Linked DNA regions of Homo sapiens: all the other regions are linked to region 2. A link is a loop called in an ENCODE intact Hi-C map of the cell type or tissue named here. Cell type or tissue: Calu3. All regions are shown on one strand.

What was found. Peaks named below come from ENCODE experiments on the same cell type or tissue, not always from the same donor. Only the 100,000 strongest peaks of a DNase experiment are listed, where the experiment ranks them.
Region 1: it touches region 2 in a loop (10-fold over the local background); 42 of 110 quality-filtered maps call a loop at or near these places.
Region 3: it touches region 2 in a loop (15-fold over the local background); 11 of 110 quality-filtered maps call a loop at or near these places.
Region 4: it touches region 2 in a loop (6-fold over the local background); 29 of 110 quality-filtered maps call a loop at or near these places.

The regions. Positions count from the first base shown.
Region 1 is chr7:82,040,268-82,048,267 of GRCh38, forward strand. All of the region lies in intron 10 of CACNA2D1 (calcium voltage-gated channel auxiliary subunit alpha2delta 1), which reads right to left. Among named protein-coding and RNA genes, the nearest start is that of CACNA2D1-AS1, 35 kb to the left of the region's middle. In Calu3, no CTCF peak of the experiment used is centred here; a DNase peak (open chromatin) is centred at 4,434.
Region 2 is chr7:82,600,464-82,608,463 of GRCh38, forward strand. No RefSeq gene overlaps it. Among named protein-coding and RNA genes, the nearest start is that of CACNA2D1, 160 kb to the left of the region's middle. In Calu3, no CTCF peak of the experiment used is centred here; a DNase peak (open chromatin) is centred at 4,978.
Region 3 is chr7:82,230,536-82,238,535 of GRCh38, forward strand. The region is part of intron 3 of CACNA2D1 (calcium voltage-gated channel auxiliary subunit alpha2delta 1); the gene reads right to left. Among named protein-coding and RNA genes, the nearest start is that of CACNA2D1, 210 kb to the right of the region's middle. In Calu3, a CTCF peak has its summit at 4,134 (motif pointing right); no DNase peak of the experiment used is centred here.
Region 4 is chr7:82,725,569-82,733,568 of GRCh38, forward strand. No RefSeq gene overlaps it. Among named protein-coding and RNA genes, the nearest start is that of CACNA2D1, 290 kb to the left of the region's middle. In Calu3, CTCF peaks have their summits at 1,542 (motif pointing left), 1,755 and 4,038 (motif pointing left); a DNase peak (open chromatin) is centred at 4,053.

The DNA.
Region 1 (8,000 bases), 560 kb before region 2:
ATCTGGAAGGATAGAGGACTGGAGGGATGACTGGTTCAGGGATAATTGAGGAATAGAGAAGAGAAGCACAGAGTTCAATTTAGGGTGAGGTTTCAATACATGTGAGATATGCAAGTGTACATGTCAAGAAATGATAACATTTAAAGCATGAGGCTCAAAAGAAGTCTTGGCTAAATAATTTATTCAAAAAAAAAAAAAAAAAAACAGAAGGCTTCAGGAAAAAAAAATGGTTTAAAGCCATAGGAAAACAAAACAAAAAAAAGTAGAGTAGAATAGCAGTCCCTGAGAAAACTAAGTAAGAGCAAGTTTCCATGGAAACAGGAGAGAAATCAGGAGATTGGACTGTTTTGGATGAGAGAAAAATGTGTCAAAAGGAAGACACTGTGTGGAGACAGGGAAGATGGGGACTTAAAACTGCCCAGTAGGGCCGGGCACAGTGGTTCAGACCAGTAATCCCAGCATTTTGGGAGGCCAAGACGGGTGGATCACCTGAGGTCGGGAGTTTGAGACCAGCCTGACCAACATGGAGAAACCCCGTCTCTACTAAAAAATACAAAATTAGCCAGGTGTGGTGGTGCATGCTTGTAATGCCAGCTACTCATGAGGCTGAGGCAGGAGAATCACTTGAACCAGGGAGGCGGAGGTTGCAGTGAGCCAAGATCACGCCATTGCACTCCAGCCTGGGCAACAAGAGCGAAACTCCATCTCAGAAAAACACAACAAAACAAAACAAACAAAAAAATGCCTGGTGAACTCATCCACATTATGTAGGCAGCCTTGGGTTGGGGGGGTGGGGAGGGCAGAACGAATGGACAGCAGGAGCATCTGAATGCAGGCAAATCTGCAAAGTGCCTTGGCTGGATGCAGAGCTGGAAAACAGGGTGGCATCTGTAGGGTAGACTGGGGGTCAAGAAAAGTCTATTTTAAAGCTAGGGGTCACTCAAGCATAAGAAGACTGGTGTTAAAGAGAGAAGGAAGAAAAAGATGCAGGAAATAGAAGAGAGGTAAAAAATAAAGCTCGTCGAAAGGTAGGGACAGATGGATCCAGGTGACACACAGAGGAATGGCCCTTTAGGAAAATGCACATCAACTTCATTATTCTAGGAAAGAAGAGTGGAAGCTGACCGAGCCAGGTGGTATGTGGATTTGGATGATGATAGTTACTGTCTGTGGCATTTGTCTCCTTTAACAATGAGGCAAGATGATCAGGATAATGAGAGGAGAAGGAAGGCTTAGAGAAAAGAAAAAACAAGAGGTAAAATGTCCTGCACAGATAGTAAGTCCTTTTTCATGTTTATTTTGAACAAGACTTTCATGAATATCACCAGTGTGAGAATAAAGTTCCAGTATATTTATTTACTGTTTTCTATAAATTCAAATATTGAAAACTGAGTATCTTCAGGTCCAAATGACCAGTCCCACTGCCTCTTTTATCACTCTTCTATTCTTTGGTTATTGGATGCAAGCTTATTCTACATGTTCCATTTTCAAAACAAATAAATGTTAGCATTTCCCTGTATTGGTAAGTAAAAATACAGTTTGCCAATACATTAATAGTAAAGTGACCTTAGAGAATTATTAGAAATGGTTACAGGAAATATTATTAACTGACTTATTTAAACCATGAATCACCATAAAGGTACAAGTTATGCAGAAATTGAGCACTGAATAATGTATTGCTCAGAGTCTTTCAGTTGGCCTTGACCTGCTTTTAACACAGAAAAGTGAAGCATCTCATTAAGTGACTTTAACACAAACTGATTAAATGTAAATTCATTCATTAAATATATATTCAGTAGTGTATAACAGAATTACTATAATTGCACTCATAGTAAAACTCACAAATAATGTACAGAAAGGAATAACTTACAAAGTATAACTCCCTATAGCAAATCTTACTCTCCTAGGAAAGTGATGAGAAATTTGAAAGTTTACAATCAGATAAGACTATATTTCACAGATATCTTAGACTCATCAGCTTATATCGTATTATGTATGTTTTAAAAATAGGTTAATTTTCATGGGCTGAAGTGGCAGTCTTTGATAACACGTGCCTACATACTAATTTAAAACCACATATTAAAAACCTTAGAGCAAAAGTGTAATAGCAAATATATTACAGAACTTTGAAATGGTATATGGCGAGTGAAAAGAGATTGAAGGAGCTCTGATTTTTTCATCAATTAAGAAAATACTTCTTGTAAAAGTGTGTATTTAACATGACAGAGTCAGAAATCCAAACTAACATCACATTGATTCCTTTTCCAATCCCAGAAAATTCAACTAAGTAGGTCACTCATTAGAACTGCTGAGGACAATTTCTGTTAGCCTGTTTAGATAGGAAGGCACGTGTGTTAACATGGGCATCTGGGGTAAAAATCCTGGAGGGTTTGTATTTCTACTCCAGCATTGGGGCATTCTTTCCTTTGCCCTTCCACATCTCTTGTTCCTTCTGCCAAAAACACTTTTTCCCACTATATGTACTGTTCCTCTGCCTACAATACTTTTTCTCCCTTCTTCACTCAGTCCTCATGAAAGTTTTCATGACCTTCCCTGACTAGATTAAGTCACCCAATACTAAGCTCTCTTAAATCTATCTCTTTTTTACAGAGCACCAGTTATAATTTCATATTTCTCTGTATCCTAGCTTAATAAATAGACCCCTCTATTGGATTATTAGCCCACATGGCCAGAGAATATGTCCACACCACCACTGCATTTTCTGTACTTGGCATGTAATAAACATGCTATAAATATTTACTGAATAAATGAATAATGGATAAATGTTTAAACTCTTTGGATGTGGACTTTAAGAAAATTAGAAGCCAGTATAAAATGTTGATCAATAATCAAACTATGGAAATTAGAAGTCAGTGTAAAATGTTAATCAATAATCAAGCTATAGATTTATAAGTAGATGAATTGCATCTTAGCTCTGCAATATGTTGTTAAACTTGTACATTCAAAAGTACAAATACTCTGTCCAAATAGACATTAAAATACTCAAATAAAGATATACAGAACATCTAACATAGAGTCTGACATACAGTAGATGTTAAATGGCAACTCTATTGTTTTAAAAATTATTTTAGTAAAAAGGATTAGGATACTCAGTACTAAAATTAGAACAGATTCCTAATTCATAAGATTCAGATAAACTGCCTCAGCTGTATTGAGCTTGAAATAAAGTTCACTAACAGGATGATACAAGTGTCCCTCAAACATTAGTTTGGTGTTTGAAACAGTTTCTGATAAAACTATGATCAATGCATTTCAATACTTCCAAAGAAACTTCTTATTAAATATCCCAGTCAGGTACACAAATTGAAAGATGCTTTCCAGTCAAAACAAAGTATCAGTATCTCAAATGAAATAACCCAAGCTTTTGGTTTTGTAAAGGCAGTCTCTATTTTTGCTCTAATTTCCCCTGCTGAATATGAAATCATTCCATAAAATATTTCTGAGAAGAGGGACTCTGCTTGTCATCACATTATGTCAGGATACAAACAATGAAATATTCCTGTTGCCTTAATACACGCTACAAGTCAAAGAAGCAGAAAGTTACGGGAAGTGCCCTTTGTCTGGAAATGGCAACTAGAACACATCTTCTTGGAGTACCAAGTCTTCCTTTGAATGGTTTAGTGCAGTCAAGTAGTTCTGCACTGGAAACATTAAGAATTAATGACAAAAGACATTCTTAAGGTCACATATTCTACTTGAAACTTCAGTGAAAGAGAAGTAGCTCATTTATTATTTGCCCACTCAACCTGTCTTTTTAAAATTATTTTTAGTTTTAAAAATGAGAAAGGGTCTTACTATTTTGCCCAGACTGGTTTCGAATTCCTGGCCTCAAGTGATCCTCCCACCTTGGCCTCCCAAGCAGCTGGAATTACAGGCATGAGCCACTGTATCCAGCTCTCAACATGTCTATTAATTCGCATCCCTTCCCCTCAGAAAGACCGTTCTCCTATGTATGGATTCTAAATGTTTAAAGGCAGGCTTTCTTTAGGGTACTTTGTACATTGTTTAGTCCTAAAGCATTTTTAAGAAGCAAAAATAGGACACAACTATAGTTTCTGAAAAAATTGTTCAATATTTATTACTTAACATGTCTTAATGTTTTATTTTCTCTATTTCTGGCATGTAAAATAAATAATGGTGCAAAATTGTTGGCTCAAGCCATGTAATCATCAGCAAAAATAATAATTCAAATCCAGACCTGACTGCTTTGGAAAAGGATTTTTTAAATTAAAATAATATTAGTACACTTATTTACACAAGTTAACTATGATGGATAACATACACAACAAATTTATATTTTGTAAGATTAAATAATTTAAATAAGAAACAATAAAATTTTGCATATTAGTAAGTACAAACACAAATTATGGTATCAGACACTATCCACATTTTGGCCACCAGATGGCAATGCAGGAAAATAAAAGGAAAATGACCAGAGGCTGTGCGCTCCAAAATTTTGGCTGTGCTTGTTTTATGTACTTATTCCTATTTTTAAAAAACTTTCAAAATTTATTTTGATTTTCATATTTTTCATAGTAGATTTGGACTATAAGAGATTATATGAAAATGATTATTCTAAAATCCGGATAAAATAGCTGATAACATTTATTCTTACATATGTGGATACATTCCCAGTTAAGAGTTATTTCTGGAAAACTGATAAGAAATAAGATTTATAAAGTGGCTGTTTAGAATTCAATGTCTGGGTGAAATGTTATAACTGCAGTCAGGACTTTGGTTCATTTGCTACTGTGACTTAGCTGCATTTTTGTATGTTTAGTATGTCTTTGAATTTCAGAAGTCAATAAATGAATAGAAAAGCCCAGATTAATAGAAAAAAATGCTTTCTAGGTTATCTGTTACCAAATTACTTTCCAAAAATTTTGTGCCAATTTAAAGTATATATGTGCTAGTTTCACTGCAGCCTCATAAACACTTCCCATTTTTTATTTGCTGAACTGTAAATAAAAATATTTCAATATTTTAACTATTTGAATTTGATTGCTAGCAAAATGACCCTTCTCATATATTAATTTTTGTGTAGTTCTGTTTTTCCAGATTGTTGCTTACTATTTAATCTAAACCTATGAGCCTATTCCTTTACTATTTCTTAAAAGAGTTTTGTACTTAGAAAATCAACCGTCTATCAGTCAGGAAATTATTCATCTGTAACCTTACTGATGTTTCATGGGTTTTGGTATATAGTCATGGTGGAATTTAGTTTCCCCAACACTATGAGGTGATAACAAAATTAGGCAATTTGTTTTTACAAATAGCGAAATTTCCCATTTATGATACATTCATTCATGATACATTCCTTACAACAAATTAAGATTTTGAATACATTTCTGTAATTTTTTAGTCCTTTGTCCCTCCGTTATTTCATGAGCTTGCTTTTTAATATGAATAATTTTAAAAAGTATTAGCTAACATGTATTGAGAATCACCTGCGTGCCAGGCTAAACACTTGATATCCATTAAGTTGTTTAACTTTCAACAAGCTACAGTTTTAGTTTTAATAGGCTTCCCATTATATAGTTGAGGAAATGAGGTGTACGATGTTAAAGTGTTCAGAGTCAAACAGCAACCAAGATTCAGAGCTCAACCCCAAGCGCAAATTCCCTGACGCACTTTTCTCTAAGGTCTTTAATCATTTTCAATTACAGTTTAATAACAGAGGAGAAAGCTACCACATCCCGTCATGTGATATTCTTCACAACTGTCTTCCTACTGCAGTAACTTTAGAAATTTTTGTCAAATTAAAATTGCTCTCATGAGTAAATTAGAAAAACTGCTATCTTCACATGGGTATCCTTTTCATTCCAGGAAAAATTATTCATTAATTCCAAATATCAAATCTTTTAAATATATCTCTCACACTCTTTTCTCTATCTTTAATATAGGTCCTAAATATATTACTAAAAGTACTGCTAGTTAATTCATGACTTTTGCTAATGTTGTGAATGTGATTTTAATTTCTGTCGTTAATCCCTGTCCAGGGAAAACTAGAAGGTATGGTCACCCTCTCACAGTCAGAGACATAAATATCTTCACTAATGACACTCATGGAGTTGGCCACTCCACTCTTCAAGTTGACGGTGCTGTTCCCAACAGTGGCTGCTGGTTTGCGGTTTCCTTGGTCCATTGTATAAAAAAAGAAACATATTGAGAATGAATTATCTCTTCTTTAATCAATTTAGGAAAACCAAGTCTAGTCCAGGCCTTGCCTCTAATAAGCATTACAGCCAAAACTGATTCAATTATCTCCCCTAAGCTGCAGATTGCTCCTTTCTGAAATAAAGGGTTTTTCTAGATTAGGTGGAAAGCCCTTCAAATTCTAAAATTATATAATTTACATCAGCTAGTTTAACAATCAGGACAAAAATGTAAATATGGAATAAATTCTGTATATGTCTAAAAAATGGCACCAGTAGATAAAATGGAATACAATTCCCTATAATTATAAAGACACGAATTGTGTTTGCCTATAAATGTAAATCATCATTCATCAAACATTTCAATAAATATTTTCATTTTTAAACAAATATTTCAAACAACTCAAATCATGATGTAACCTATATTTAGTCTGTTTACCTTGTTGAAATCTTGGATGGATTTCTGAATAAGTCCCAATTACCATTTTTAATATATTCTTTTTATATTTTGATAGAGAAAATTTTATAATTCTCTAATCATATTCATTTAAAAACATTTGAAGCCATTGAAAGTATGCTGTTCTTTTACTTGAAATGTAAACTGAATTTAGGATCCCCCTGCATCTCCACCTGACATTTCTGTCTTCTCAACCATCTCTTAACCAACCACTGTGCACTCCTGAGTCCACAGCACTTTTCCAACTGGAAAAATGGGCAGCTTTCTTTCCCACTCCATCATTCTCCAGGTACAATAACCTTATCAGTATTATTTCCATTACAAATGTTTTTTGCATAGCCCTCTAGAAATTTGAATGCCAGCTCCTGAAGACAAAACCTTAATGAAATGATGAAACAATCACATACTGTCTGATCTGGTCCCCTTTACCAACACTGTGAAGCAGACATGACCAATATGTACAATATTTTCATGATACCTGAAGCTGAGTACTTGGAAAATTCCCTAGTTGAAAAATAAACTAAAACAGATGGCTCAGTTTGCTTGAAGAACACAATAAGAATGGCATACATAACTAATGTGTTTGTAGAGCAGAGATACTACAATACTGATCATATGAGTGAGGATGACTGGCCACATAAGAACACAAAGTTAACTTATCACTGATTGAAACTGTTTATAAAATTCTGACATCCATCTAGTACATTTTTTGTTCAGCACTGTTCTGATTGACAAAAGGTAGAGTCAATTCAAGAACCACCACTACGTGCCTTGAACTACTCTATGTACAGTAACATTAGTACAAAAAAGACTCTCTCTATACTCAAAGAAGCGTACATTCTTGGAGAGGAGGGAATACAGAGATATAGAAAATAACAAACATATGTAAAATATCAGGTGAAGAGAAATGATAGAAAAAATGAAGTGACGTGAAATATTAAATAAACGAAGTGGTTGAATAACTAAAATCGGAATGCTGTCTGAGAGACAGTAGTCAGGGAAGGCCTCTCTATCACGCAGTATTTGAGCAAAGACCTGAGCTGGGGGAAGATCTGGGGGATGATCAGGCAGCTATCTAGGCCTGGAAGCATCCAGATTCATGTAATGGTAAGCAGAAGTAATTTCTCATCTGTACACATCTACAAGACATTCACTAGACAGAAAGGATACATCCGCCTTTTAAGAAAGTTTATTCACATCACCAATGAATTCTTATAAACATTAAATTGTATCTGGGATGCAGAAACAGCTGATGACAGTTATCAACTAGGGTTGAAGGAATTATATTCAATTTAACTCAGTTCCACTGAGACAAATTATATACATCTGGAAAACTTAGAGCATGATTATGATATAAATTAATGACA
Region 2 (8,000 bases):
TAAAACCCCGGTATTGTATGAAACACTCTTTAATTCCATAGAGGACAAAGCAGAAGTAAGTGTTTGCAGGGCTAAAAAAAACTATGTACAGAATATATACAGTTTCCTTGACAATAAACAGCTATAGAAAGCTTATGGTCCTTATTGAAGGAATGCAAGCTTACTTAAATTCTGGCAGCGCTGAGACCTATGCATAGCTAGAGATAAAACAGACAAAAATTCTGAATACACCGTCCAGACTGCAAGCAATTGTCTCTCCAACTGACAGTAAATGCCATGGCATAAAAAGCAAGTATTCTTATGCAGACAGAGCAGATGATCCTCCTGGGACTTAGAAGAGGCCAGTAGGTGGTGCAGAGCTAAAAGATGAAAGAAGGTTGAAATCTGAGTAGGAATATCACGAAGGGCTATGTGTTTTCACTGAACCCTCAGTACAAACCTTTCATAAATTAATACTGTAACCATACTATGATATATTTCTGGTTTGCTTCATCTGTATTTACACACATAAACACACACACACACTGCTTATGTTAACTGCTTAAATGATTAAGTGTTTTTCATCTTATAGAGTCCTTCAGTCACTTTTAGTAAATTCCTTTTGGATAACTAAACATTCAAGAGCAACTTCTTTTACGTAATGTTATAGACAGGTGCCTGAATTAGGAGAACCCGAAAATAGGCACTCCACATACACTTTATAAAATGATGCCTTCATGACAATGTTCCTCATGAGATTGCAAATGTTCATAGAAATTTTAAGGTATTGGGGGGAGTTTGTAAAAAGGAGTATACAGTGTTATTTGTACAGTTTTAATACTACATTTATTGCTCTGAAATAAAATTATAAAAAATATTTTTTTCTTGAGCATCTAAACATTTATTTTAAATTTGATTGTATTCATTAAACAATTATAAGTTGCTATGATTAAGTCTTCAAACCCCTTAGACAGTAGATAAACAAAAATGATTTGTAAAACTTATTAAGTATATGTATATGCCTCTTCTTTAAAAATCAGCACAATGGGCTTATTACATTTCTTACTTTTTCCAGTACTGTTTTTGTATTTTTCTGGTATCATTGCCACTCTTATTTTGAAAACCTCTTAGGGATTCAGTGATATCATCTTGATTTCTTCTGATGATTTCAGTGATGCATGCAGAGCCGCATCACACAAATAATACTTTCTCAGACTCTCTGAGGTTGTAGAGACTTAGCATAAGATCAGTAGATTATTTTGGAGTGACAAGAATGAGTTTGTGGTGATGATTGCACAATTTTGTGAACATATGGAAAACCATTGAAATGTATACTTTAAATTGGTGAATTATATCTCAATAGAATTATGAAAAAAATAGCCAATCAATTCTTGGTTGCGTCTCCCAAGGGTATTCAAAATCTAGGCACTAATCATCATGTAACTTCCTTTTACTAGCCAAATTTTGGCTAGTTCTGTCAATATGGATTTTTAAGTCCACACCTTTCATATGTTTTATAATTTTGAGCCTGGTATCTTTCCCCCCAAAATGATTTTTTGAAAGTCTTATTTGGCCAGTGTATGGCATGTAGTTATAATTCCTTAGAGGATTTCAATTCATAGGATCATCAAAGGTTTGACCTTCTGGGAAATCAGGAAGGAATCTGAGTAGAGAGGCTCAAAGGAAGATACCTGTAGAACAGGGGTCCCCAACCTCCAGGCCATGAACTCATACCGGTATGTGGCCTGTTAGGAATCGGGGTACACAGTAGAAGGTGAGCAGGGGGCAAGCGAGTGAAGCTTCATCAGTATTTACAGCCGCTCCTCATCACTGGCATTACCGCCTGAGCTCCACCTCCCACCAGATCAGCAGCAGCATTAGATTCCTAGAGCAGCACAAACCCTATTGTGAATTGTGCACGCAAGGGATCCAGGTTGTGCACTCCTTATGAGAATCTAATGCCTGATGATCTGTCATTGTCTCCCGTCAACCCCAGATGGAACTGTCAAGTTGCAGGAAAACAAGCTCAGGGCTTCCACTGATTCTACATTATGGTGAGTTGTATAATTATTTCATTGTATATTATAATGTAATAATAATACAAATAAAGTGCACAATAAGTGTAATGCACTTGAATCATCCTGAAAATATCCCCCATCCCAACCCTGCTCCATGAAAAAATTATCTTCTCAGAAACCAGTCCCTGGTGCCAAAAATGTTGGGGACTGTTGCTGTAGAATGTTTGGTAGTATAGTGGTCAGGTGCACTGTCCCTAGAGCCAAACTACCTAGAGTTAAATCCCAGCTGTGCATCCTGTTAATTGTGTGATCATGAGCACATTATACAACCTCTGTGTCTCAGTTTTCATTTGTGAAATGAGAATAATAACAAAATCTAACTCACACAGTTATTAGAAGGATTGAATGCATTAGCATGCATAAAGCATGAGAACATAGTAATTTGCCACTATTATGGTATTAGTAAGAACTTTATACTACTAATGATCATTATTTATTAATACACAATACCTTTCTACCCATCATCACTTTCTTGACTCTCCTTATAGTTGGTTACTTTTTGTGACCACCAGTATTAGTTCTTCCTGTTCTTGGTGTAGTGACTATTTCCCATGCACTATTTGATTTACTCATTGTTCTTTAGATTTAGGCTTGCATTAAACAGATTGAAACATATTTATATGTGTATTTCTAAAACCGATATATAAAAGCACTATACACATAAAAATGAATGGTCCACTAAACTACATATTATAATGAATGTAAAAGCTAGTCATGTCTTATTTACCTTAGTTTTGTTTGACCATTCTGTTTCCACAAACTTTATAACTTCTCTTTTGAATATTATATGCCCATACCTTTTGTAGACTCAATGTGTACCAGTTGTCATCTTCATTATGATCAACATTATCATTAGTATAATTTTATTGCTCTAATGATCAAATTTGAAACTGGTTGGGGCAATGTGGCGAGACCCTGTCTCTACAAATAATAAAATAAAATAAAATAAAATAAAATAAAATAAAATAAAGTAAAATAAATTAGCTGGGCATGGTGGCATGTGCCTATAGTCCCAGCTACTTGGGAAGCTCAGGCAGAAGGATTTCTTGAGCCCAGGAGTTCGAGGCTACTGTAACCTATGATAACCCCACTGAATTTAAGCCTGGGCAACAGGCTCTTTTTAAAGAGACGATGTCGTTATACGATAGCATCTAATCGTTATCAGTTTAAAGAAATCTCACATAAATTCAGAGCAAATCTAACTTTTAAAAGGTTTCCTCTGCAGCAATGTGCTTTTGTACCATTTCTAAAGAAAAACTGATTTGGTAAGATTATTACCACTATAAATATAGACATAAATGTAGAAAAATCTTTCTTAGTATACCAGTTTGGCAACAAATAATGTGGGAATTACATATCAGAAGTAGAAAACTGGGATCAAACAGATTTTAATTAAAATTCTGGCTCAGCACCTACTGGCTCTATGACTCAGGGCAAGTTTACCTAATCTTTGTAAACTTTACTTTCAAAACAGAAACAACAACATCTGCCTCTTAGACTTATTGTGAGGATTACATGAAATAACATTTAAAATGACAGTGAACAAGGCTAGCACTTGCCATCTATGGACGTTATTAAATACTTTTTATTTATGAATGTATTATATGATTCTATAAAGTCCTTCTTCCCTGCTTAGAGTAACAGTATCATTATAGGTAAAATTCTTTCCCTCGAGTGTAGTGAACTGTGATAGTCCCCAAGATCTGGCATTTTTGGAAGCTTATTACGGGGACTACAAGTGGTAGTAGTGGAAGAGAGTTAAGAGAGCTCCAGACAGATCTCAGGTGATAGCTACTCTCTCTTACAGAAAAATCTCTTGATGTGAATTTTGTTTTGTTTTGTTTTTTTGAGACAGAGTTTCATTCTTTTGTTGCCTGGACTGGAGTACAATGGCGCAATCTCGGCTCACTGCAAACTATGCCTTTCAGGGTTCAAGCGATTCTCCTGCCTCAGCCTCCCGAGGAGTTGGGATTACAGGCATACGTCACCATGCCTGGCTAATTTTTGTATTTTTAGTAGAGACGGGGTTTCGCCATGTTGGCCAGGCTGGTCTCGAACTCCTGACCTTGGGTGATCCGCCCTCCGCGGCCTCCCAAAGTGCTGGGATTTCATGCATGAGCCACCACGCTGGGCCTCTTCATGTGACTTTGAAACAGACTTTTAATTTATGGAAATATTAAACAGAGTGGAAAAGACACATGGGATTATTTGGGCTAATATATATGGCTTATATGTTCAAGATAAAGCCTTGAACATATAAGAATAATAAAATATTTTCATTATCTCATTTAATCTTTTCAAAATTTAGGTTAATAATTTCTTGTCTAAATTTATTGACGTTTGGCCGGGCACGGTGGCTCATACCTGTAATCCCAGCACTTTGGGAGGCCGAGGCGGGCGGATCATGAGGTCAGGAGATCGAGACCATCCTGGCTAACACGGTGAAACCCCGTCTGTACTAAAAATACAAAAATTAGCCGGGCGTAGTGGCGGGCGCCTGTAGTCCCAGCTACTCGGGAGGCTGAAGCAGGAGAATGGCTTGAACCCGGGAGTCGGAGCTTGCAGTGAGCCGAGATCCCGCCACTGCACTCCAGCCTGGGCGACAGAGCGAGACTCCGTCTCAAAATAAAATAAAATAAAATAAATTTATTGACGTTTAATAAGATGCTAGTTGTCTAAATTTATTGACTTTTAATAAGATGTTGCTATGTGAGTTAATTTACGTAAAGCACTTTAATGATATTAATAAAAGACATTAATTTTTTTGTATGGTTCAGCTGGGCCCTCAAGAACTGCTATGAATCTTGGTTTGGGGGAAATATTTACTAAACAATAATGGCTCCCATTTAGTGTCACAATAAAGGGTACTTGAGGTTTGAGAATTTCTTCCTAAAAATGTGGTGTTAAACATTAGGTGCTGGCGCCCCTTAGCGTACACATGGATTATTACAGCTACATTGATATTCACCTTTGTCTTTGGTACTTTGAATGTGAATAAACCTCCAAAGATCTGTGAGAAAATATGCTAATATAGAAATCCCCAAAATATATGTGTTAAGAATAACCTCTACACCACTGCCTCCTTTGTGATCGTTTTAATAATCCTTATGCTGTTTCCATATTGTTAGATATCTCCTATTCAGAGAGCACAATAGATTCAATTTAGGTCTTGATGCCATATTTTCCGGTTACTGTTGTGCAATGTGGGTAAACTATGATAAAATAGGTTGTCCTTGGTGTCCAAATCTGGCCTAGATTCCTAGATTGCCCTAGGTAAGGCCATCATCATTTTAAATTGGTTTCTTATTCAAAATAGGCACTGTCCTGCTGTAGGTTGAGAATATTCTATTGTGCATTTCTTATTTAAAAAAAAAATCAAAGTTTGATTCACTGTGAATGGTAATGAAAAAACTAGATTAAGGAGAAAATGTAGAAATTTGTCATTGCTCCTATATTTTGCAGTTAACAGTTTATTAGAAACTTATTTAGCTAAGGAAATGTTTTCATCAGTTATCTCAAATTCAATGCTAAGTTCTTGTTATTCTGATTTTTCTTGCATTCTTCATATTGTTCCTTATAGTTTTTATTAATGCTGTTCACCAAGTATTTCCAGTTCTCTTCCTGAGCACATGGTAGAATTATACTGTCCTCCTGTGAATTACACGTTAGCTATGCAGCTTGTTTTAGCCAATGAAATGCTAGTGAAACTATACATTTTACATGGGGGGGTAAAATTTTGAAGCCAATTATTTGCCTTTCTCTCCCTCTTTCATGATGACAAGAGTATTCCAGATGGAGGCTACTTTGTGTCCCAGGAGGAAAATAATGCAGTGTAGAGACCCCAAATGACCCGTAGCTGAAATAGAGCATGAATGAGAACTTAAACCTTTGCAGGTTTTTGAGACAGAGTCTCGCTGTATTGCCAGGCTGGAGTGCAGTGCCGTGATCTCGGCTCACTGCAACCTCCGCGTCCTGGGTTCAAGCGATTCTCCTGCCTCAGCCTCCCAAGTCGCTGGGACGACAGGCATGCGCCACCATGACCAGCTATTTTTTTTTTTTGTCTGTATTTATTAGTAGACGAGGTTTCACCATGTTGGCCAGGTTGGTCTTGATCTCGACCTTGTGATCTGCCTGCCTCTGCCTCCCGAAGTGCTGGGATTACAGGTGTGAGCCACCGTGCCTGGCTACCTTTGCAATTTTAAGCCATAGAGATTTGACATGGTTCTTTACTGTAGCATAACATAGCCTATCATAACAGATACATTCCTCTTCTTAGATGTACCTATTTTTAAAAAATTCCATTAATATGAATTATTGTTTTTGTAAAGTTTTTTTTAAAAAAGATAATCCGTATATTCATAATCATGACGATTAATAATTCACCACCAGTATTACAAACTGAGTTGTTTTTTCTATTAGTAGCAATAGGTTGTAGCTGGTTGTTAAAATATTTTCTTGAATGTGATGAACTAAATTTTGAGATGGCCTAAAAGGTAAAGATGACAAATGTCAGTTTGACTTTGCCCAGAATGTCCTGAAGAATGAATTTCTTTTTTATTTCCCTAGTATTCATTTAAACAGAAGTATACATTTTATGTCCATAAAAAGTTTATGAAATATAAAATTCTAATAATCCTTGCTAAACAAATATGAATATGATCAACCATTATACCATTAACTTTTAAGAAATCTGTCTTAACTTTGAACTGCCCTGGATTAAATCTGATATATCTAGAATCAAGAGAATCTGCAATGTTAAAAGTAACAGCATAAATATTCAGAAATATTACCACGTCATACAATTGTATAACCAACGTTTTTTTTTTTTCCTTGTGGACAAATATGTAACTGGAGGACGTTTATATTTAGTTGCTTTTGGCTTCGGCACTTGCAGATACATAATTATCTTATTTTCCTTTTGTATTTTATTCTTTTTTATTACTTTTCAACAATAATTCATTCAGCTAGGCGCGGTGGCTCATGCCTGTAATCCCATCACTTTGGGAGGCCCAGGTGAGTGGATCACTTAAGGTCAGGAGTTCAAGACCAGCCTGGCCAATATGGCGAAACCCTGTCTCTACTAAAAATACAAAAATTAGCCAGGCGTGGTGCATATGCCTCTAGTCCCAGCTACTCAAGAGACTGAGGCAGGAGAGTTGCTTGAATTCAGGAGGCGGAGGTTGCAGTGAGCCAAGATCACACCATTGCACTCCAGCCTGGCCAACAAGAGCGAGACTCTGTCTCAAAAAACAAAAACAACAACAACGAAACACTAACTTAATTCATTCATTCCACAAATAATCACTAAAAGCTTGCCATATACCACATACTGTTCAGTATTATGATTATTTAATTATTACCTCAGCTTTCTTTGAAACCGGTGCAAGATAAAAATGGCATTCTATAGCTCTGAAATCTAGATATGGCTGTTTCTGTAAGAGGTAAAATTTTCTAATAATTTTAATATTATAGATTTATTTTTACTGACATATAATTTACATGCAATAAAACAGATTTCGAGCATACTGTTTAATATGTTTTGAGGAATGTGTACACCTATAAAACTACCACTCCAGTGAAGTAATAATGGAATAAACTTCATGAGAATTGCTAAAATCACAAAAATTGGTACGACCAAGATTTGATAAGAAAGTATAATAATTGAAACTCTCATACATTGCTGGTAGAAGTGTCAAATAGCACAATCACTTTGGAAAATTGTCACTTTCTTTTTTTCTTTTTCTTTTACAGATAGGATCTCACTCTGTCGTGCAGGCTGAAGTATGATGGCTTTTTTTTTTTTTTTTTTTTTTTTTTTTTTTTTTTTTTTGAGACAGAGTCTCGCTCTGTTGCACAGGCTGGAGTGCAGCAGTGCGATCTCGGCTCACTGCAAGCTCTGCCTCCTAGGTTCACGCCATTCTCCTGGATGGCACTTTAATAGCT
Region 3 (8,000 bases), 370 kb before region 2:
TCTTTAATTTAAAAAAACGCGCAAGAATCATGTATTGGTCCTCAACTAAAACTGAAGAAGGAATTTGGTAGCCAAATGGGTGCAACCTGAATCCTGTATTTTCTTTCATGGTAATGCTATTTTAAAATATTGCATTAAAAATGTTTATCCTACAAAAAACCAACATTGCAGATATTATGCCATTTTCATTTCTTCTAGAAATACACAGACTATCTTATGTAAAAGGTAATTTACATCTACTGGAAATATACATATCTCTGAGAATACCAGTATAAGAAAAGCATCCTTGGCTTTCTTTTTGTGTAATATAAAAAGAGAAAGAAGCTTGGATTTTAGGAAGGCTTGAACTAAGCATGACAAACTTCTCCCTTATATAAGCTGCTTGAGGCAGGCGCCAAGTCAGATTCATCTTTATAGTCTCACATCTGTACCTCTGATACATGAAGGGTTTGGCTCAATGTTTGTGGAATAAATGAATCCTCAAAAAGCCATGTCAGCAAATGTTCCTCTTGAAATGTTCTTTTAATGAGCTGGTATGACACTTGATAAAATTCATTAAATCAGACTTCCTCGCCCTTCCTTTTGTTGTTTGTGCTTCAGAGCTCAGCACTGGGAACCTGCCCTCAAGTCCTCCCCTTCCAGGGAAGGCTGGAAAGGGCTTGAACCAAAAGAGAAAAGAAAGCAAATGTTTACATTTACCTGCTCTGGGAACACAGACTGCTCACCTCAGCATTCAAATAAGTGCCCTCCAACCCCAAGGTGGGATGGAGAGAGATCCTGTTGTATTATGAATGTTGCTACTATAAGGCATAAGAAGAAGCAATAGGAAACACAGTTGGGCCACTGAATCTGGCAGCTTCCAGAGGCCTCAGAACATTCACATTTGCAGCTGCATTAACTGTGCTTGTTTAGTAGCTGACATTCACCATTCACATTTTCAAAGAGCTATTTAGATCGAATTTCAAAGGTATGTTTTGAGGGGACCAAACACATAGCACCATGGTAAGCTACCTCAATTTTGTAGATTTTTCATAAATTGCCATTAAAAAAAATCACATTGTATAGTAAGTAGAAATCAGCCTCAGAGGAAAAATGTACTAGATCAGATTTTTTTAAAAACTGCCCTTACATTTATTATGCACTTTCCCTCTTCACCTCACCCATCCCATATGGAAAGAACAAAATCATAAAAACATTAAAGAAATAGTATCACCCCAAATTCCACCACTGTAGCCCGATAAATGTTTACATTTTTTCCTAATTCTTGTAAAGTCTTTGTTCAAATGCACAATTAGAAAAATAATGGTAATCATGATATTACAATTGATCTGAAGTCATGTTATGTCATAGACATTTTACATTTTACTCTTCCCCAAGGAACACTGACCATATTATAACCAAGTCTTCATAATATTAGTTTTTAAATTATGTAATACCCTACCCACAATAAACTGTCATTCTATTTTATTACTCTGTGACATTTTGACCACAGAAAGATTTTTACTATTCCATCTTTGTGGCTTTTTAGTATTTTTCCTACTTTTAAAATTATTTTCTGAGAATAAATACTCAGCAATAGGAATACGAGCCAAAGAGTATGTGTATATTTATTGTTTTTAAAACAAATTTACTTTCCAAAATAATTTTTGCCAGTTTTACAAATTTAAATAGTCAGAATACTAAAATGTGAAGAAATAGCACCCCAAATTAGGAAACCATTCTAATTTGGCTTATACCCATCACATTGCTAACCACCATCTATAAAGATTTGTCTGGATAATGCTTTCGTTAAATGATGCATATTTTAAAGTAACAAATGTTCGCCTTTTTGTACTGCTGGCAAGTCAGAAAAATCATCCATTTTCAACAGTAGATTGAGGTAAGATTTCCATAGAGAAAAAGAGTAAAAAGCTAAACTTAGTTGAAAATAGATCATATGCCATAGTTTGTACTATGGGCTTTCTCAGTATCATCTAATTTAATGCTGCGAAGTAAATAATAATTGCCCCTGTTTTTACAAATTGAGATTCTAATATTAAGACTTGGTTGGCCGGGTGCAGTGGCTCACGCCTGTAATCCAAGCACTTTGGGAGGCCGAGGTGGGCAGATCACGAGGTCAGGAGATGGAGACCATCCTGGCTAACACTGTGAAACCCCGTCTCTACTAAAAATACAAAAATTAGCCGGGCATGGTGGCAGATGCCTACAGTCCCATCTACTCGGGAGGCTGAGGCAGGAGAATTGCTTGAATCCGGGAGGCAGAGGTTGCAGTGAGCTGAGACCGCGCCATTGCACTCCAGCCTGGGCAACAGAGCGAGATGTCTCCAAAAAAAAAAAAAAAAAAAAAAAAAAAAAAAGACTTGCTTGAGGTCACATAGATTTAAGGTAAAACACAGATCAGGTTGTTTCTACTAAAACATTCTAAATACATAAAAAATTAATAAACGAATTACACAGATACTCCAGGATTGCCTTCAAGCAGACGTGTCCAAACGTTGAAAATCAGCTAGCAAATTTCTTATAACGGGGAAGTAATTAACTGATTATTTGGGAGATACTGTACTTTTTCTGACTTTGGGTTAATTATAAAGAAGAATCACTTCATAAAACTTATTTCAGGTGAAAGAATTAATTATAAAGTGTTATATAGTGATGGCTACATAAAACTATATTTCAAACATTATTTTATTCTTGACATATTACTATTTTCACAACATGAACATTTCTACAATGTTCCACCAGTGTTCACAAATATTATTTTCCTCTTTTTTGTCAGTTTATTGCTGAAAAACAGTATACATACAGAAAAGTGTATAAATTTTAACAAGGTAAACATATTCATATGATGCATTCACATCAAAAAACAGAAATTACCATTATCCCAGAAATCATGCTTTTAACACCAGAGATTAGTTTTGCCTTCACAGATTTTTTTTTCATCTAGCAAAGCTCTGATAAATTCTGTGACCTTTATTGAAGTATTCATTTAATTTCTGCTACCTCTTCCATTTCTTCCCTGAAGACAGAAGTTTATCCCATGAGATCAAGTGAAGTACACCAGATGAAAATAGTAATATCAAATTGGCACTAGTAGGGACAACCTTTGAATACCTATCAGTTGGCGCATACTATACAGGACCTTTTTTTTTCCCCACTCTTACAACCACATCAAAACTAAAAAGATTATGTTTCCCTAAAACAACTCGCAGAGAGTAGTTATATTTGCATAACAGGATTTATTCCTGCTTAGTTCACTACCATCTGTTTTCATATTTTAAGTCAAAAGATTTATATATTAAACAATCTTATATAGCTTTTCACATGCTATTTTAGAAGGCAATTGGCCCAAATCCTGATTATTTTTTCTAAGTATATAAAGTTGTTTCCATAGGTAGGATACAAACCCTCAAACTCAACATCTTTTTGATATAAATAATTTAAAGCCTTATCACAACTGTGAAAAGAGCCACTACTTATCCCATTTGTGATAAATTATTAATTGAAGTATGCATTCAAATGTACACTTCCTGATAGCAACTTCTTTAATCCTTATGTAGAACATAAAACACTAAACAAAGGAGAAAAATCTTCAATAATTTACTTTTCTCTGAAATTTACATTTCTCTGAAATGGTTCAAGATGCTTCCCCTAATGGAGGATAAAATGAATTATGTGTGGAACTAGATAATTATTGTAATGAAAATGTTAGGATTTAACTATCAAAAGCACATACATAATATATGCTGTGTCACATCTTCCTATATTAATAGGTTTTAAATATTAGATTATTTATAATTAAGATTCAACAACCTAAAAAATATATTTTTTACTACCTTACCCATACATCTAAACTAAAATGTCACAGAGGGTAGGGTAAGGAAAGTAATTATGCAGATGTTATTCAAATCAGCCTGAACAGTTACCTATTTACATAAAAAATTGGATGTTTGACTTTATGTTGATTAAATAAGCAACTGATGTCTTTATTGCCTCTGTAACAATTTTATGATTTTTAAGCCACAGCCTTAGAATTTTCAAGAATATCACTTTAGAAAAAAAATAGCTATTCTTCCATCTTGACAACTTTATATCATTTAACCACAAGGGGGCCGTAGCTATCTTCTTTGAATTGTTTAAGCATGCCAGGAAGCAGATAACATTGAAAATAAAATCAATCCATTCTCAAAAATTAAGTAAACATAAGAAAACAATTAGGAACATACAAACCTGATTTTTGAAAGTAAAATGAATATGAAACACATGGGTTTTCCCCATACATGTTACACATTTGAAGCAAGATACTTTTCCCTACTTCTGTCTCCAAAACAGGCGTATCTCTGTACCTTCTGAACTCACAACAGACTTCTACCTTAAACAGAATTAGTATTAAGTATGATCGTTTGTGAGAATTATTAATAAAGCCACTATTGTTCAAGTGCTGCGATTTATCACTTGGGAAATAATAAATGCACCTCCAGTCTGTGCTAACCTGATGACCTGAGGTGAAATTTGAGAATGAGTAAAATTACCAAAATATGCTCCCCTGGCTAAGTGAGCACACTAAAAAAGGAAAATAACATCTAACAATGATATGCTTAAATTATGTTCTTTTTTTTTAAAATTAAAATTACAAAACAGTTGGAATGGTAAACTATACAAAGCAATAAACGTTTTGTTCAAATATTCTCTCTGGTACATTCGGCAAAATAAACTCCTCTCTGCAGATAAAAATATAACATTTGTCTTCTGAAAGAAATATTCCACACAAGTGCTAGTATAAAGTAGAACTAAACCAGCTGTTCCACCTGTGGCCCTGTGTTAATACTTTAGTGCCTTCAAAGATGTTATCCAGAATCCTCACCAAAGGCAAATGAACTTTCCCTGATGGGAGGGGCAGGCTGCTTCTAAAGCACTGGCCACATTATGAATTCACACTATATCCAATGATCCTTTTAAATTTCCAGTCGCTCATGCCATCCTCACATTATCACTTTAAATTTTGTTATACCAAGGAAGCAAAATGTTGATAACAGTAATAATAAATGCTGGAATAACAGAAGTATTCATCCTTTTAACAATATTGATGCAAGTTCTTAGACTCTTCTAATTTTAAAATTTCATGCCATATCTTTCATATTCATTCTCATGTTTTTATAATATCTGGATTTCCTTCATTTTTTAAAGATTTTTCCTCAAATGCCAAGCACCATTGTCTAACTACTCTGGTGGTTGGAGGATATTTCGGCTTTGAGATAACATTATGACAAGCCAACTGGACAATACAGAAGAGGACAAGAATGGCCTGGATGTAGTCCTAAAATGTTACAGTGTATGAACCCCAGTAATGTCTCTGTACTAAGGAAATGGATATTTCCATGACTCATTCCCCTCATTCATCTAATGGAAATGTACTCATCACCTGCTCTATATGCGGATGACTATGTGCCCATGAACTGTGGAAGAGGTATACATAAATTAAGCCTATTAACCCTCCCCATATTCTTATGTGAAAAGCCAAGGAGTGAACAGAAATGAGTAGGCTAACATTTGGCAAAATTCTCAGTTACACAGCACTTCCTTGTCGAGGGAAACCAATATTTGAAAAGAAAAAGCAACCACGGAGAAGAGAAAAATCCTCTCTAGAAACTCGTAACAAGTTACCAATAAATAGCGAATTATAGAATGTGAAACCCAACTTCCTAGGCCAAATGTTATTTTCTGCACAAATTTTAAAAGCCTTTGGATCCATTCTGTTTTAGGGTGGCATAGGCTCAGTCCATTCCAATGGAAACCAGAGGGTGATTCCAGGGCCCAACCTATATTAAAAACAGTGGTAGTCAATAGTATAATATGGCATCTGTATTCCAAACTGATAGGTACTCTAGACATGCATAACTAATGCACAACAACATCTCTCCTACACGTTTTTCAAAAGACCTTCAACAAGTTGCACTTGACATTCACAAAAGAGCACATTCCCTGTGATAGTGCTATTTCTCTCTTTAGTTTTAAATTAAATGTGACATTCATAATTTAATCTCTTCACTAGTCAAATGTATATCAGAAAAATTGACTTAGAGTAAGCATTTTCTTCACTGATTAATATTAGAATGGAGAATTCAACCAAAGCTATTAAAAGCTTTTGTCCCTTTCTTATTAGTAGTGTTTCTTACATTGAGCTTTTTATAAAAGCCTATAACTTGATATAACAAAAGTAGAAGAAAAAACAGTATTTTTAAGCTCTATTTCACCATGTTCTTAATATTTCCTCACTTACGGCAGATTTTCATGCCATAAAACTAATTTACCACCTACTGTAGGTGATATTAACTCTAAATTTTAAAATTGTATGAAGACTGAAATAAAATAATAAATAATCCAATTACTAGGAACTTACTAAAGAGACTCTCCTTCCTCAACCATGGTTAAATCCATTTACATTTCTAACTCAGTATTTTAATCCAATTATAAATAAAAATATCCTTTAATGGATCCACTTAAATCATAAACCAGCACTTGTAAAATTAAAAATTACCACAGTAATTCTATAACCTGGTACTTATTTAAAGTGTCTTTTTTAAATAGCTGGGTATTTACCCAACCCTTATATAAATTATGTAAAAAGTAAAGACCAGAAAAAAATATGTTCTAAATTCTAAAAAAAATTTTACAAGTCTCCCACTCTTAATACATTTCAAAATACTAAACTAATGATAATCATTTTCCCCCTGACATTTTCAATTTGAATAAAGACAGGAAATAAAAAGACAGTCTAATAACTAAAACTTCTAAAGCTAGATCAGCAAATTTTTACTGAACATAAGGCATCAGAGTGATGTGTTATTGGCAAAACATACAGACACACACACAGATATATACTTATATCATGTTTTCTAGATTGTTTTTTTTCCTACCTCCAATCTTCTGTGATTTTGTTCTATTGGGCTATACATCAGGTATGACTAGGTTGTCTCAAACCTTATTCGTTTAAGTACTTCTTATTTTATAATCAAATTATGGGCAATTTATAATCTCACATTAACATTTTGATCTAATTGGATTATTTTCTGAAAGCAAAGTACAGATTGCAAGCTAAAACACACATTAAGTATAAGCATTTGCAAAGATAGGACAGAGAGTCTTGAAAGAGCTTAATTTCAATATGCTATAACCTATAAGTAACTTACAAAGTGTATTCAAATATATATTCAGTACTTCACTATGTGTTGGTCACTATGTTAGTTGCTTTGTTATATATTAAAAAGAATCAGATACAAAGGCATCAAACCATAAAACACATTAGCACAAGTTATATGTGTGCAATTAGTAGCTTACCTAAAATCTAAAGATGTCAATTAAAAACTAAATATAAAGAATAAAGTACAGTTAAATGACATAAACATTACTACTCATTACTGTTACTCATGGTTGCTTATAGTTACACAATATTTTTTTCCACACACTATCTCATATATATTACAATCCAATTTCATCCCCTCAACATCTTACATGTTAAATAAAATAGATACTATCTTCTATTGTGAATGAGGAAATGAAAAGATAGAGGTCCTGAAACTTTGTCACACAGAAAATCACACAATAAATTCATATAAGAGGGGAATAAGATTTAAGTTGTCTGTCTTCTAGTAGTGTCCCACCACTACCTCACATGTAACATACCCACACTTTCTCATGCTATCACTAGCGAGGGGATTTATGCTAACCTTTTGAATGTGTTCTTATTTTTGACGCCTCAATTTGTGAACCAATCATCTACAACATAGGGGAGAGGCAAAATTATATCACACAAGTAGACATTCGCAAACACATAATGAAGTTACTAATAAGTCACATTAAAAATGGTCCTATTAAAAAGTGAACAAAGGACATGAACAGACACTTTCCAAAAGAAGACATATATACGGCCAACAATCATATGAAAAAAAGTCCAAAATCACTAATCATTAGGGAAATGCAAACCAAAACTACAATGAGATACC
Region 4 (8,000 bases), 130 kb after region 2:
GCCCAGCCAAAGTTGTACTATTTAACAGCCTCACACTCTCTATCTTGTGGTTATATCTATACCTACAATTTTTCCAATATTGAAATAGCCTATTTGATAATATGGAAACATTCCTACCCATTAAAAACTCCTTTTAAAAAATCCTAGACAGGAATAAAAATCTTTTGAAATGCATTGCCTTGTGATAAGGTGTCGAAGTTCTGTCTTCTCATTGGCAAGTCAACATGGTAGGGACTCATCTTTCTGTTCTTGCAGCTTTCAGTTCTAACCAACTCCTGCGCTGCTTCTCCTTTGGAATCTTTCTTTTCCACTTGCTGGGCAAACACAGAAAGGCAATTTCTTCCCTCTCTATTCTTATCAGAAAATAACTGCAGGTATATGAAGTGTAAACTATATATGTATTATGGTTATGGGGCCAATGCAAAATGTCATATAACTGGAGGTTTTTATTGACCATTAATTTAGGGCATATCAAATGCCAAGAACAGATATGTATAACTCAGGTCACAAATTTGAAGCAATTAACTCTGCTGTAGTTCACTGGGAGAAATAACCTCTTTTTTCCCTTTCTGTATCAGAGCTAGACATATTGTAGTAGGTACTACGCAATACATACTTGACTGATTCCAAGTCAAATAAATTCGACAGCTATGATTGAGTGTCTATTACACGCCAGTCCCTTTTCAAGGTGCTTGTGATCTGTCTGTAAAGAAAAGATTCCTGTCTCGTGAAGATTACATTCTAATAGGTGAAGCCAGACAATATATATTGAATAGGATAAATAATTGAACTAGGTGACATGTTAGGAAGTGACAGGTACTATGTAAAATGGAAAAAGTAGAGAATGTGAGAGGAATGAGGGGTGGTGGAGGGGATGGTGGGGCAGATGTTACTGTTTTACAATGGCTGGGCCTTGATGAGGCAGAGTTTGCCAAAACATCTCAAAGAAGAGGTTTTCACTTAGAAGGAACAGCCACAACAAAGGCTCAAGGCCAGTGTCTCTAGCATGTCAGAAAACATGGAAGAAAGCCAGCGTGGCCACAGCAGAGTGAGCAAGGGAGAGAACAGCAGAGCAGTGGATGTCACACGTCACAAAGTGGTTTCTTCAGGTATTTTACTCTAGAATTCGCAATGACTTATTTCATCAAATTTCTCTGTTCAAAAATCACTTCCATGAATAGAAATAGCCAAATGAATATGGAAAATATTTTGATATTTCTTATTATGCATAATAATGGTCAAAAAATGCATTTGTATTATGAAATATATTATGATAAACAGATCTCATTTGGAATTATAAAAAGTACATGAAAAAATTAATTTAAAAAATTCAGTTTTGGGTTAAACTTTCAATAAATACACTACCGAACTCTAAAAGTAAAGGGTAATTGAAACGCCTATACAAACAGAACTTCAGTCTTAGCACAGATTTCTCACATTACAGAATCTCCATTAATGTTGGCTACTTCCCAATTTAGGGTTTTCTAGTGATTCAGGAATTTAGTCACTTAGTGTCATCTAGTGGCATTTCTTGGTATAGCAAATAAAAGAGTTTAAAAATATTTGTCAAATTGATATAAAAGGGGCAGAAATTGGCCGGGCGCGGTGGCTTACGCCTGTAATCCCAGCACTTTGGGAGGCCGAGGCGGGCGGATCACGAGGTCAGGAGATCGAGACCATCCTGGCTAACACGGTGAAACCCCGTCTCTACTAAAAATACAAAAAATTAGCCGGGCGTGGTGGCAGGCACCTGTAGTCCCAGCTACTCGGGAGGCCGAGGCAGAAGAATCGCGTGAACCCGGGAGGCGGAGCTTGCAGCAAGCCCAGATGGCGCCACTGCACTCCAGCCTGGGCGACAGAGCGAGACTCCGTCTCAAAAAAAAAAAAAAAAAAGGAGCAGAAATTATGGATAGCCTTGGAAGTACTGTGGTATTAACCAATCAAATAATTTAAAGGCTGTTAAAACAATAACATGGGAAACAACCAAAGATAATCAATAAGGGAGTGATGGCCTTCACACTGATAACCCGACCGACCCCAACTTGGCATCGGAAGGCAGATTTTCAGAATTAGGGCTCTGTCTTTTTAGGTTTTATCGAAGCCAAAGAATTAAAAAAAAAAAAGTTTCAGAGCTTGAAGAAACTATAAGCAGCCATCATTCCAGTATGTGAAAGTATAATACTAATGCTCACTTAATGATAGCAATGAGAATACCTCAAAATATTTAATGCAATTACAATAAAAAATTAACGTAATTTATTGGTTGATCATTCACTTCACCTCAATTTTTGTGACACATTTTTTGGTGTCGTCTTTCTATTGGAAAATCGCTTTATAATAAATCTTCTCAGGCCAGTGTGAGGTTTATTTTCAAATGTATTTCTTGTTCACTGACTGATTGAACCATAAAGCGTCAATTCTGCCAGTCATTTGGGTAAGTGAGGAGCACTGCTCTGGGAGTCAGGAACCCTGCGTTCAGATCCAGCTCTGTCCAATTGTGAACTTAGGTCAACACTGTGAGTCTAGGTTTCAATGTCTTCACCTTAAAAAGAAGGCAAAAGTGTTTTGCTTTAAAAATATGTTGTTATAATAGCCTATTATGCAACCACATTGTAATAAGTAAATTTTATTACAATGCTTTACTATATTATTAATATTATTTTCTACTCCATCATGTACTTAAATCTTAGCAGTTACAGAAATAATGAAATATCTTTCTCCAGGAAATTATAATACAGTTAGAGGCTTTTGAGATGATGATGGAGACAAGAATCTAAGATAGAAGAGAATTTTTATTCTAAAAAGAGAGAAAAGCGAAAATATTAATACATACTGTCTAAGAGAAAAGGGATCTAAATACAAATGGCACTATAAATATTTTAGACCTAAAGGACAAATATTCTGCTAGCTGTTGTCACTTGATTTTGATACTTTGTTTATCTTTTACTTCGGGGTTACAAAATCAGTGAGTCAAATTATTACATGCCTTGTAAGAGGTCATAATTTTAGAAGAGATTTTATTAAATCACTATTGCTATATGACATCTGAACTGTTAATAGTTTTTACATGCCATTAAAATACCCACTAGATATGTTAAACACTTTTAAATTGATAAAGCTTTTGCATCTGATTTCACTTTATTGTGTAGTATAAATTTTACTGGGATATTTTTATGGTAGAGCATAAAATACACAGGCATATCACCCTTTCTACAATACATTACTCACCTGAGTCCTCAACATTTGGGACATCACATAGTATTGGAGAGCCTGAGTTCACATTATTTTGATTTTGTGACCTTGATTTTTAAATCTTGAATTAAAAAGTACAGTTCCGGAAATAGGTGATAAATAGATCAGTTAAATCTAAAGGCAGCAGTAAATCAGTAGTTTTAAAGCTTGTTTGTTGATAAGGATCTTAAGGGGCATTTCCTCAAAATACAGTTTGCTAGGCCATGTTCCAGACCTGCTAAATTAGAATCTTCAAAGAAGGAGTCTCAAAATGTTGTTTTTGTAAAATGTGCCCCCTGGAGATTATCGTCGTATTAATTTATAAAGCACAACTCTAATTCAAATATAAAATATAGCATAAGACACAATCTTAAAAGGCAAGATAAATAAGAACCCCTTTTCTAATACTTCTAACTTTGAATAAGTACCTTCACTAATTTAAGTCTTGGTTTTCTTTTCTGTAAAAAGGGTAACAATGATTGCACCTAAGTAAAGATAGGGTGGTGAACGTTGAGTCAATGCTCGTAAAACACCTAGTACATTACCTGGCACAAAATAAGGGCTTAGATAATATTAGTGTGATTATTGCAATGTCAACATCGTCATTCTTACAGAATGAATTCAGTTCTTATGATTTATAGTCACTTAAGAAATATTTATTCACAGTGGAAAATTTCTAAAGTTATTAAAGCTGTAGAGAAGTTGAATCGTAAAATAAGAGTATGTTGTACTCGTGTTTTGTGTTTGCATAAATCTTGAAATAAACTTTTTGGAAGTTCTTTGCTTTCAAAGAGTTATACTCCCACCTTGTGGCAAAGGGCTGTAGAGCAAAGACAACAGTACCTGACTCCCTTGGGGATCATGGGATCAAAAATTATTTTTACAAGTGAAGAAATGAAAATAGCTTTACAAATATTGGCCAATAAGTGTAAATGAATGAATAAATAAAAAAGTAAATTTTTAAACAAGAAAGTAAAATTAAGAAATAAAATACTAACTTGAGAATTGCAAATCTTTCACAGGCAGGATGCCGCCAAGGTAATGATTTGCCAGGTGCATTCGTTTCTTTGGAGACCTCAGAGAACTGAGTAAGCCAGATTTGAGCTTGGAAAAGTCAACATGATCAGGGCACTAAGAGTTCGAGTTACAGGCAACCCCCACTGTGTCTCAGATACTCAACTTAGGTAGAACATTGAACATGTGTTAGCCAGTTGAAGTTCATCATAACTTTATTTGTAGATTTGAACTTTATACATAGAATTCAAATTCCTAAAATCATTTTATGTGTATTTCAAGAATCCACTTAGAGAAATATTTAAGACTAATTTTACGTGAAATCTTGTCTTTCTATGTCCCGTTCCTCTCATATCCATTGTCTCTCCTTGACAGTTTTCATGATGATGGAATTATTGATTTAGAATTAAAGCACAAATTTCATGAAGATTTTACTTTATTTCAATTTCATTGTTCAAAATGAATATTCAAAAATCAGACATTTATCCGATCTGCCATTAATGTGAAACACATTGATGTGAACTGTCAATGGTGCACTGAATTATTTCTTTCTTATCAAATTTCATCAGTTCAAATGTAGATTTTAATACTTACCAGCTTCAAGTTAGCAGCATTGGCCAGCTGAAATTAAGTTTAAAAAGCCATTTGGTATAAAATAATTAATTAATTGCTAGCAAGCTTCTCAGCATTTTCTGATTTTGCGTTTAATGAAACTCCTCTGAGCATGTCAAAGTATCCCCTACTCAATTCTCATCCACAGGTATTCAATTATCACTCTATTAATATATAGACCAATAATGGCTTCCTTAGTAGCAAGTAGACTTCACCTTGCTAGCAATTAGGAGGAAATTACTCCTGAATCACATGGAGAAGGGGAACATTTCTTAATAGGTAATTCTTTAAACTTAGAGAACTATGATAGTGCTTAGACTAATATAATTTGTAACAATTTTCCTGTTTTTAAAAAATGTGTCTTTAAAAAATAGAATGTTGGGCTGGGTGCTGTGGCTCACACCGGTAATCCCAGCACTTTGGGAGGCCGAGCGGGGTGGATCACCTGAGGTCAGGAGCTCGAGACCAGCCTGGCCAACATGGTGAAACTTCGTCTCAACTTAAAATACAAAAATTAGCTGGGCATGGTGGCAGTCGCCTGTAATCCCAGCTACTCAGGAGGCTGAGGCAGGAGAATCGCTTGAACCTGGGAGACAGATGTTGCAGTGAGCCGAGATCACGCCATTGCACTCCAGCTTGGGCAACAAGAGCGAAACTCCATCTCAAAATAAATAAATAAATAAATAAATAAATAAAAGAATGTTGAAGGATTAAACAAAACAGGGACATTAAAGATCTTTGGCTATTGTGGGCCTGGCACGGTGGCTCACACCCGTAATCCCAGCACTTTGGGAGGCTGAGGCAGGTGGATCACCGGAGGTCAAGAGATCGAGGCCATCCTGGCCAATATGGTGAAACCCCATCTCTACTAAAAATACAAAAATTAGCTGAGCGTGGTGGCACGTGCCTGTAGTCCCAGCTACTCGGGAGACTGAGGCAGAAGAATCGCTTGGACCAGGGAGTCGGAGGTTGCAGTGAGCCAAGATCGTGCCACAGCACTCCAGCCTGGGCAACAGAGTGAGACTCCATTTAAAAAAAAGTCAACAATATTTAATAATTAATGATTATTACAAATTTTTATATTGTAATACAACAAGGCATCTGCACATATTGATCAATTGTACACTAGAGTTATGATCCTCAATGGGCTTATGGAATAATGATACAAAAACAAGCATTGGAATGACTATAATACATAATATAAACTGTTATGAGATTTTGGAGATGGGAGAGGTTACTTCTAAGAATGAAAAGTATCATAGCCAGTAATAGGAACTGTTCTCCATCAGTATTTTCAAGTTCCAAATTCATTATCCTTCTATGTAACCCATCTACTAAGTGCTACCAATAAATCATTCCCCAAATCTGCCTTCTCAGCTTGTAAACCTAATTGACTATTAAAACACCAACAGAAAAAAAATCAGAAAACAAATGTGAAATGATGCCACCAAAAGTTCATAGTTTTTATGAATGGAAATGAATGAATAAAATAGTAAATTTTATTGAATGAATGAATGAATGAATAAAAAAGTAAATTTCATAGATTTTATGAACTTTTGGTGACATCATTGGGACCCAGAATCACTAGTCAATTTTTATTTGGCTTCGCTCAATTCTTTCCTTCATTCTTTTGGGCATTGTTTTATTTTATTTTATTTTTTTGTAGAGACAGGATCTAGCTATGTCGATCAGGCTGGTCTCGAAGTCCTGGCCCCAAGTAATCCTTCCACCTTGGCCTCCCAATGTGCTGGGATTATGAGTGTGAGTCATCGTTTTGGGCAATTGCTTTGAAAGAACAACACTCTGTTCATATCCCTGTTCCTGTCTCCTACAGAAATCTCCATTACTCTCCACTTCTCTCAGCTCTTTTATTTCCTTGGGAAACTTGTAGTCAGCAAATGTGTAGTTCTACAACTTTTTATACCACCCCTCACCTACAGATATATATGCATCATATCTTCTGCCATCTACAGTAAAGGGCTTATATATTTAGTTATTTTAGAGACGGGGTCTCACTCTGTTGCCACACTGGAGTGCAATGGTGCAATCATATTATGCTAACTTCAGATTTGCGCCTCAGCCTCCCAATTAGCTGGGACTACAGGCATGTGCCACCATGCCTGGCTAATTTTTAAATAAAATTTGTAGAGTTGGGTCTCACTATGTTGCCCAGACTGGTTTTGAACTCCTGGCCTCAAGTGATTCTCCTTGAGGAAACAGTAAAGAGGACTTTGTCTTGCAACTTGGATACCAGTTCAGCCAAAGTAAAATAAAGCACCAAGCAGGCCCCCATTCCAGGACGTTGCTCCTGGATGTAATTTCTAGACTTACCCTGGGTCAGGAGAGAACCCACTGCCCTGAAGGAAAGAACCCAGTCCTGTCAGGATCCATCATATGCTGATTAAAGAGCCCCTGGGCCTTGAATAAACATCAACAGCAGCCAGGCAGCAGTTGTCGTGGGCCTTCGGCAAGATCTAGTGTCATACTGGTTTCAGGTGTGACCAGCACATTCCCAGCTACAGTGGCCTTGGCCATAGGCCTCCTTTCCTTTCTACTTTAGGAAAGGAGAGAGGAGTAAAAAGGATTTGACTTTCAGTAAAATTTGACTAAGCCAGTAATATTTGAATGAAGTCTATGCTACTTCATTTTTTATGTCTTATACTTTGAGATACACACCTGGTACTGTAATAGATGTTGAAGATACGTGTTGAGCAAGAGCCCTGATCCTGCCCTCACAGGGTTTACAGGCTGATTGGGTGAGAGACATTAATAATTATATTACTATAGAATGATCAACTGTAATAAATACTATGTAGGAAAAATATTGAATGGTAGGAAAAACTAAAAGGTCAGATTCAGTCTAAAGAATCAAAGAAAACTTGTGTTATTAGTTTGATTAGGGACTAACTTTCTAGTTATAGGGATAAAATCGGAGATAGTCATCTTGTTCTTCCACTGCAAAACATAAACACACTAAGCTTGAGGAGACAAAATACGCAGCAGTAGGGTTCTTACCAAATGTAATAGGAATGGCATAATGGACACTGTTGGGTCATGTTGATTCAGATGTCCCCAGGAGACAGTTATTTGGTCTGTTGTTTCCATAAGCCAGTTGAAAACAGACCTAATGTTGGACAAACTTC